Linked DNA regions of Mus musculus: region 1 is linked to region 2. A link is a contact called in ENCODE POLR2A ChIA-PET data. All regions are on one chromosome and are shown on one strand. The core of a region is the stretch at or near the end of the contact, and the rest is flanking DNA. Distances in the headings are between cores, read along the strand shown.

The links. ChIA-PET counts read pairs that join two places held with the same protein, here RNA polymerase II (POLR2A).
Region 1: POLR2A ChIA-PET joins it to region 2 with 58 read pairs in Patski. The contact joins the promoter of Foxd1 here to the promoter of Btf3 in region 2. POLR2A ChIA-PET finds 5 or more read pairs at or near these places in 2 of 5 experiments (Patski and embryonic stem cell).

The regions. Positions count from the first base shown.
Region 1 is chr13:98,352,386-98,356,998 of GRCm38, forward strand. It overlaps Foxd1 (forkhead box D1), which reads left to right and starts at 1,860. Exons shown (of 1, transcript NM_008242.2): 1 at 1,860-4,320. The coding sequence starts at 2,235. The coding sequence ends at 3,605.
Region 2 is chr13:98,313,893-98,318,965 of GRCm38, forward strand. Btf3 (basic transcription factor 3) reads right to left here and starts at 3,075. Exons shown (of 6, transcript NM_145455.3): 1 at 2,733-3,075; 2 at 2,338-2,406. The coding sequence starts at 2,858. Gm9828 (predicted gene 9828) reads left to right here and starts at 3,224. Exons shown (of 4, transcript NR_137279.1): 1 at 3,224-3,717.

The DNA.
Region 1 (4,613 bases), core at 610-3,109, 37 kb after region 2:
TTGAGCAGAGAGATTTTCCTCTAACGTTACTAATAACCTGCGAACAATTCTTCTTGTATTCCATCTTCAAATACGTTTGTACGCAGCAGCCCTCAGCACTGCGAAAACCATAGTGTTTATTTAGATATCGGGCAAGCACTAATAAAACTTAAACTTTTGATGTAAAAGTGGACTCCTTGGTTAGGACGCCTGTCTGCATCAACAAAGCATTCGCTGCCTGATTAATGTTGGCGCAGGTTAATCAGAGCCCATTACAATAATTAGATGGTCCAGTCATACATCAAATGAGAGGCAATGAAAATCAACGCGTTCAGATCGCAAGGCATTCTCATAGATCTTTTAAAGATCTCTAGTAGACTTTACAGACCATTTACAAGTGGAACTGGTGGTTACCCATTGGAGAAAACGAAATCTGATTTGAAAAGAAGTATTAGATGGGGCAACAGCTTATTTTTGTGATGAATACCAGTTAGAACAAGTCACTTCAGGAAGTAAGAAACACTTGGTTGATACAATGACACACAGAGCATTTGAGATTGTTCCTAGAGAAAGCCATTGAATTTTTATTCAGTTCTTGGCAAATGGCGATTTTAACCAGAAAGTTAAACTGGTAAGGCAAAGTTCCCTATTTGAAATCGAAACATCTCAGAAAAGGCAAACATCCAGAAAGCTAGGCTATCAAAATGAATTCGGATTACACAATTATTCGGATTTCCCGCCAGCCAGAACAAAACATTTAGCTGGTGGTAAACACAGGTGACCTTAAAACAGAATAATACTTTAATCATCCCTATTAGCTTGCCACTTGGAAGAAAAATGAATCGAGTGGAGTTGCATCCTGCATTTAAAATTTAAAAGTCGGGTTTTTTTTTAAAAAAAAGAGTATAAAAAGCATTTAATGTATTTTCCAAAATAAAAAATTGATCTCAAAGTTCATCTTTGCTACTGTCCTTTCTACTATCAATCCTTCCGGAACAACACTGTGTGTAAGTTATAATAATTCCAGTATTTAGAAAGTAGTGTGAAATGCTCCTTTAGAAATACCTTTTATTGAAAAGTATAGCGCTCTTTTTCCTAACATCTCAACAGTGTTTGAGTTGCTGCTATGTGTAATTTCTGTGTGTGTTTGGGTTTTCATTACAATTTTCTATTTCTTTTCCTCATTCAACCATTGCTTGCTCTATTCCCATGGAATTTGTGAGATGCTCTCATTAGAGTGGCTTAGTTTAGCTGTCAAGTCTCTAGGGCATTCAATTGCAGATAAATGACCAAAACGCCAGCCTAACCGCATTTTTATTAACAGATGGCGGAAAACAAACGTCTTTGGAGAAGAACCGAAGGGAAAGGGTTAAAGGGTCAATAAACAATTATTACCGTGCTCAAAATGGGGGATTTTTCATCAGATTCCACAGGCGGAGACTGGCCCAGTCCAGAGAGCTGGGACACCCTACCAGACTCCCTCGCTCAATATTCCAGTGAGCACCTCACACATAGAGCAGTTGTCCCCAGTGGGATGACTCCTACAGGCCACTGGGTTGTCCAATCGAAGCGTCCCCGGAGCGCTTGAGATTAGGGTTGAGGGCTAATCCGGGAGAATAAGGCTGGGGGTTTGAACTCCTGTAGCTCTCGGGTCGGCTCGCGGCTGGCTAGGGTGGGATTCAGGATAGCCAATATCTTGGCAAGAAATAGTGGGCTTCAGTCTCCAACTCTTGCTGCTGCCCCTCCTGCGGGTGAACTTTCTCTTCCTACACGCCGATTCCCTCGCCTTTCTTTTCCTTCCCTGGGCCGCGCTCTGACGTGCACACCATGTGACAGGCCCCCTTCTGCTATAAGCACAGACAAGGTCCGCCCTCTTCTGGACTCAGCCCTGGCCTTGCCGAGCTCCGTTTCTAGATTCTCACTCCTCCCGCGCCCTTCTGGGCGCCCGACACCGACTGGCCCGCCAGGGTCCAGCCACCCCCTCCTGGACTAACCGGGCTAAAGGGACCACAGTGGAAAAGGTCAAGTCTAGAGCGCCCGCCACCCGGTGCCCGCCGAGCCGGGGAGCGCAAACACCTCGCACAGCCCTGCTCGCCAAGTAGCGGAGCGGAGCGGCCCCAGCCACCTCCTGCAGCCGCGCGTCGCAGAGTGGCGTCCTCGCTCCGGGTCCGCCGCTCCGGGATCGGCCTGGGGAGGCCAGGGAGCCGGGAGCCCGGTGCCCCTATGTGCCGCCGCGCCACCGCGCCGCCCCAGCTATGACCCTGAGCACGGAGATGTCCGATGCCTCCGGCCTCGCGGAGGAGACAGACATCGACGTGGTGGGGGAGGGCGAGGACGACGAGGAGGAGGAGGACGATGACGACGAGGGCGGCGGCGGCCGCGGCGGCGGCGGGTCCCGGTTGCCGAGCTCGGCCCAGCGGCGGAGGCGCTCTTACGCCGGGGAGGACGATCTCGAGGACCTGGAGGAGGAGGACGACGATGACCTGCTGCTGGCCTCCCGGCCCGCCGCGTCCCCCGCGCCTCCGGGTCCTGCGCCCGCCCCGGGGACCGGGTCGGGCGGCTGCAGCGGCGCCGGAGCGGGAGGCGGCGCGGGAGGTGGTACGGGCGCGGGCACGGGCGGGGGCGCTAAGAATCCGCTGGTGAAGCCGCCCTACTCGTACATCGCGCTCATCACCATGGCCATCCTGCAGAGCCCCAAGAAGCGCCTGACGCTCAGCGAGATCTGCGAGTTCATCAGCAGCCGCTTCCCTTACTACCGGGAGAAGTTCCCCGCTTGGCAGAACAGCATCCGTCACAACCTGTCGCTCAACGACTGCTTCGTCAAGATCCCGCGCGAACCGGGCAACCCGGGCAAGGGCAACTACTGGACGCTCGACCCGGAGTCCGCAGATATGTTCGACAACGGCAGCTTCCTGCGGCGCCGCAAGCGCTTCAAGCGCCAGCCGCTACTCGCTCCCCACGCGGCGGCCGAGGCGCTGCTGCTGCGCGGTGCGGGGCCGGCGGCGGGCGCAGGGGACCCGGGCGCCGCGCTTTTCCCGCCGCCGCCGCCACCGCCCGCCTGCGGCTACGGAGCCTACGGCTGCGCCTACGGCCTGCAGCTGCCACCCTGCGCGCCGCCCTCCGCGCTCTTCGCTGCCGCCGCCGCGGCAGCCGCCGCCGCCTTCCATCCGCACTCGCCCCCGCCGCCTCCTCCTCCTCCGCCGCCGCCTCCCGGTGCGGCCGCCGAGCTGGCGCGGACCGCCTTCGGCTACCGGTCACACGCGCTGGCTGCCGCCCTGCCCGGCCCTTTGCAGGCGGCCGCAGTCAAGGCGGGAGGCCCGGGCGCCGCAGCGCTCGCACGCTCGCCCTTCTCCATCGAGAGCCTCATCGGGCGCACTCGGGGTCCCGCGGCCGCCGGGGCGCACGTCTCGTCCGGGGCCGCCAGCGGGACCGCCCCGGGACCCGGGGGCGGGGGTTGCGCAGTACAGGCGGCTGCTGGTCCCGCCGTCGCGCTCACCCGCTCGCTCGTGGTCGCCGCCGCGGCCGCCGCCTCCTCCGTGTCCTCGTCCGCCGCGCTGGGGACTCTGCACCAAGGGACAGCGCTGTCCAGTGTGGAGAACTTTACTGCTAGGATTTCCAATTGTTAGGAACGTCGTTAGCGCGCGGGAGAGCGAAGGTAGGACTCCCGGCTTCTTTCTCCGGATGGGGGGGTTGGTTTCGTTCGCCCCTCCCGGTCCTCGGAGACCCCGCGCCCCCCATTTTCGCCGCTTCGGATTCTTGGACCAGACTGTGTTGGGCGACAGCTGGGGCGCCGCGCAGTTTAGCTCAGAGGGTCCATCTATTTATGCAAAATCGCCCTATGCTGCAACCCTGACTTGGGGTGGGAAGGAGGGGAGTCGCTCTGTCTTGGCACTAGGAATTTCCTTGACTTTTGACAAATTGAGAAAAAACAAAACAAAACAAGCAAAATCATCAAAACTAAGCCCTTTTTGAGGTGTAGAGATTCTCAGGTCCAGGCGTTTTAAAAAATCAGTAATGTTTAAATGCAGCTTATAGAAAACCAGTAAAAGTCTCCAAGAAATGCCTCTACTTGTTCACACTTGTTTGGTAGACTTTTTTCATGGAAAGAAAAAAAATTAACATGTTTACACAAGAAATAAGTCGAAATTTACCATTTCCTATTTTTAACCTGTGTTTTGTATCATAATGGACATGCGGAATTTTTATTTTGTACTTACTACGTATTCTTTGCAAGGAGTATTGTAAATTTTACTGGCAATTATTATTGTACTATTCTAATGTAAGATTTTTACACTTTTTTTCAGAAATAAAATGCTTAATTTTCAAAGAAAAGCCACCTAAGTAATTGGCTGAATTGTCCCTTTCTTAGTTTCTTTTCTGTTAAGAAGAAAAAGGTGGAATAGATGAGTCTGAACTCAGTCCAGGATCTACTTAAATAGTACTTTCAAAGAAAGACTAACAAAACCGGGATACCATGCTGCCACAGTTCTTCTTCATTTAAACTTTCCAAGTCAAAGCCATCCGCTGCACAGAACTTGTTTTTAGTGACAGCAAATGAAAGCCGTTACTTTGCTAGATAATTCCAAGTCCAAGCTTTGTCCATCTTTGAGATCAGGGAGATGGTTTAGTCATTC
Region 2 (5,073 bases), core at 1,825-4,324:
AGCCTGGCTAACCTTACTGAGTTCTAGGCAAACCAGAGCAAAACAACTGAGACCTGGTTTCAAGTAAAAACAAATACATAATAAAGACTAACGGTAGTTATCAAACCCACAAACTAAGAAGTTCAAAAGACAGGCTAAGATGGAAGTAAGGAATGACATAGGAATTCTTCATAAGCACCAGTTTGCCACGTGCAAAAAAGTCTTTCACAAGCCCTGACATTTTAAGTCTTTTTAGGCCATGTTTCAACCTAAGCTAAGCCTCATCTTTACCTCTTGTTTTCAAAGAAAAATCAATAGCTTAATATTCACAGATGAGACAGTATACAAACAACTCATGAATCTGTATACAAATATCTATTATAGCCAAGAGTAGAAAGTTCTTAACCCACAGAGCTCTCGTAAGTCAACTAGACCTTTCTCAACTCTCTCCCTCTTCCCTGCATTGCTCACCCCCCTCCCCAGCAAATTTCTTCTCCCCTCGAAAAGGGCTCTTCTCAATCACTCAACAAAAGGACTTCACAAACATCTCCATTTTTTCTAGATTTTATTGTTAGTCATATTTTAAAATCCTATCAAGTCATCGTCCAATCTGTCTTTCCTCAACTCTGCACTAAATGCATGACATGCTATGTTACTTCCAACTTTATGTAGACTATAAACAAACTTTTACAACAATAAGAACCAGGAAAATTTTAGATTATAAAATACAGACTACCACTTATAGATCTCACACATTTCACAAATGTAGAACTTAAAAGATTGTCAGTTTTTCCATTAGACACTGAAAAGGGTCTTGAATAATATTCACCTAACAGCATGTGAATCTTACACTACTTTTCTCTAAGGCTACATTCACTCATTCTATAAGTAAAGTTTCTTAAAAGGTACAGAAAAAATGTTCCCATATTATAACTGGAAACATTGTCTTAGCTTAACAAAGACTAGATACAAAGTATCCCTATGAGACTGACTTGGAAGGCTTTCATTTTCCATGTATTGATGATGCTAAAACATAAAACCCAGTAATTAAAGAGGAACAACCTTGCACACAAGCACATCACTCCAGAAACTAAAAAGAAAGAAAACAAGCCCAGCTTTTTCCTAGCACCTGAAGGCTTCTGCCTTAAAATTAAAAGGTCGAGAAGCATCTAAGGTTAATGTCCTGAGTGCAAACTGAAGACTACAATTGCCAGCAAAGGCAAACAGGATGCTTACTGCTGGTGCCAACTCTCCTAACTTATGTTATGTTACGTTCCACATTTCCTTATCTCTCAGAAGACTACTGAAGATTTACCTTCAGTAAAAGTTAAAGTTAGAACAATTTAATAGGTAATAAACTTGTACTATGGAAGCTCCACAGGTTTCTCGGAGACTCCATGCTTCAACCTGTTAAACACCAGGAATGTGCTAACTCGATACTTGAAACTAAGGAGCTCTTCATCTGGAGTGGACCCAGCACCAACACCAAGTTCAATTCTTTCAGAGCAGAATCCACTTGGAGAAACCAACCTGCCAACACATTTGCATTCTCTCACTGTAGCATAATTACAAAGGTTGAGGAACAAAAGACATGTGCTAAGGTAGGATTTCCCAACCTAACACTGTTCACGAATTTAAATAGGAAGGTATCCTCAAATACCCTAAAAAAGACAATTAGTCTGTTGAGCATTTAGTTCAGAAAGCAATGCAGAAGAGCAGAAGATCTTCATAATAATAATAATAATAATAAAATTACCTAATCATTAAGTAGAACAGGAAAAGCCAATACTTTCAGTTAACTTACTTTTAAAAAAAATGGGGTGGGAATGCAGTTTGGGAGTTGAGAGGTCCTCTAGCATGTACCAAAACATGTGTTGGATCTCAGGACAACTCAAAGGTAACAAAATAACCACCCCCAACATTGTACAAGTCAAGGGTACACGGTACACAAAGATTTGGCAGAGAACATACTTTCCCCCCCATTCATAAAATCCAGTAACATTTGTTTATATGCGCCATAATCCTGAACCTCTTGCAAGCAAGGCACCGTTTTTAAGTGCTATTTTCTTCTCTACTCGATGACCGACCTCACCCCTACTATCTATCTATCTATCTATCTCCTCCTTGTCTCTTAGTATTGGTCTCATTTCCCTTGGATTTGCTAGCTTTGCGAAATGTCCCCTGCCAAGCAAAGTGACAAAAAAAACCCAAAAAACCAACCAACCAAACCAAAAACAACAACAACAACAACAAAAAAAACAAAAAACAAAAAACCCAACAACGTGAGAAATGCAAACGGAACTTTGGAAGAGAGAGAGGAGAGAAAAAGAAAGGAGGAAAAAAAAAAAAGAAACTTACTTTCCCACCAATGCGCACTTGTGCCTGCAGTTTGGCGAGTTTCTCCTGGTTCATGATTGTTTCTTTCATCTACAAAGAGAGAGGAAAAAAAAAAATCCTCAGCCAAGAACAAGAACGGCCGGGCCCCCCCTCCAGCATTCCACGCTCGTTATTTCCCGCTACACTCGCAGGAGAACGTCGTCCCCCTCGGGCTGAGGCCTGGATCCCCAATTCACCCCTCCAGGCTCGCCGGGGCGCACAGGGCCCCTCGCCCCTCCCCCGCCCGGCCCGGCCCGGCCTCGGGCTCAGCCCCACGGCGACCGAGCATCCCCCGCTCCCCGCCGCCCTGCCCGGCCTGGGCCGAGGCCTCGCCACGGCCTGCCCGGCCCGGCCACTCTCCGCAGGCCTCGCGGTACCTGAGACTCCCGTCCTCGGCTTCCGCCGAGAGGGAGAGAGGGCGTCGCTTCGGCCCCGGGCCAGCCGCCCCTGGCTCGCCCTCGCCCCCGAGAGTCCGCCTGGGTGGGAGCGCCCGTCCGTCGCATCGCTTTCCTCAGCTCCGTCCGTCCCCTCCCTGCCTCGCTCCTGCCGGGAAACGCCCGCCCCACCCCCAACTCCCGGTCTCCTCCCACGCCGGCGTCCACGGCCTTTTTTCTGTACCTTGTCGGAGTGGAAATGGCGCCGCGCGGGGAACTAAGGTTCACGCTCAGGGGGTCTCGGGCAGACCAGCTGAGAGAAGGCGCACACACGCGGGGACGCAAGATGGCAGCTAGAGGGAGGCCGGAAGTAACGCGACGCCACTTCCTCCAGAATTCAGGAAGCGGAGTTGGCGTCGCCGCGCATGCGCAGCCGGGGGCCGGTCCGCGGCTGTTTCTTTCCTTTCGTCCAGCGGCGGGCCGGGAGCAGCACCGGAGAGCTGGGACCCGCGGTCGCCGTCCGCGGTCCTGGGAAAGGCCGCGGATAGATCGGACAGTGAGGCTCCCTGTAGAGCTGTGGTTAAATCAGTCTGCCCTGTGGCCACCCCGTAGGGCGTCCAGCTTTGTCCAGTAGGCTGCAGTGTCTGCTCAATGCCGGGTGTAAATAAAAAACTATCGAAATCAGCCAGGCTAATGTTGCTTTCCAAAATTAAGTGACTTGGGTGATGTAGAAATCGCGACTCAGAATGTCTAGAAAGCATGTTCGGAATGCTTTCCAGATCTCCACCCTTCAGCAATTCGGTTTATTCAAGGTTGAAACAGGGTAACAAGATTTGTAACCTCTTAACCCTTCTACACCTCTACCATCGACTCCCTGATCTCGAATCGTCATGGATTCGACCATGAAGCATTCACGATGGAGCAAACTTTACCTTGAATTCTTCCAAGATGAATTTGAGCCTGCGTGCTTGGGGGTAAAAACGTGGCTGTGAGTTAAAGTTTGCCGAACTCCAGCACGAATTGTGGTTGTCGTTTTTTTGTTTTTTTGTTTTTGTTTTTTGTTGTTGTTGCATAATTTGATGGTTGTTTTAAAAAGTGTCTCGATAAGTAATCCTGGCTAGTCTGAAGCACACAGCTATTCTCCGGCCTCAGAGCCCCTCTGTCCAATGCTGGGATTATAGTCGTCTAGCACCATTCCCAGACAAATTTTAAGATAACCTTAGAAAATCCCTATATGAAGATTAAAAAACGAAAAAGAAAAAGAGGTTAAGTGAAAATTCTGTGTGCTTAAGCCTTTTTCCAATCTTAGCTACGAAATGTTTTTGAATATTCCAAAGAGAAAGTTGTGTTAGAATTTTTAGAGAATACAATTTATCCAGAAAAGTTGCCGAAATGAATACTCTAGCTAAAATCAATTTTTTTTCCCCTTGGAAACCTTTTTACACAAGAGTTTCTTGCAACAGCGATGAGTCATTTAAAAAATCGGGAGAGACAACTACGTTGCTATGTAGAAAATTGTAACAAGTTCTTTTTCTTGAAACAACAACAATGTTTCTTTTATCCGAACAAGTAAGTTTGTCTCAGAAAACCATGCTTGTTGTCTACCCTATGAAGTACCTAACCATTCTCCAAATAACTGAGATGAGGCAACAGAATTCAGTGCTACAGAAAATATATAAAACATGACTGTGTTACATATGATGGATAAAAGGTAAAACTAGTTCTTTTTGTTTTTGTTTTTTTTTTTTTTTTTTTTTTGTTGTTGTTTTTCCAGACAGGGTTTCTCTGTATAGCCCTGGCTGTCCTGGAACTCACTCTTTAGACCAGGCTGGCCTCGAACTCAGAAATCCCCCTGCCTCTGCCTCCCAAGTGCTGGGATTAAAGGCATGCACCACCACGCCCGGCTAACTAGTTCTTTTTAAAGAAATGTTTATCTGTAGAATATTTTACTCTTCATATTACACTGAAAGTATGTGAAACTTCCTAATCATGATATTTTCTGAATTTTTACATAAAACTCTACAATATGTAACTGATACCTGTCTCATCTTTTAGGCCTATATTCAAGAAATATGACTTAGTTTCTTTTCCCCTATTCTGTCATGGTATAGAAGACTTGTATGATTTTGAAAATCACCAAACTGTAAGGAAGACGATGTTTATTTTGACCCTTGCTGCACCAGGACTTCAGATTTTGCTAATATTTATATACCAGCCTTTTAAAAAACAATCGAAGGACTTTGTTATTGTTTTACTTTTCCTCTAGAAGTTACCATTTGCGGTCTGTCTTCAGGACTACCATTTCCCACTTGCTCCGGCTGTCTACAGCAAGTGTAAAGGCTTG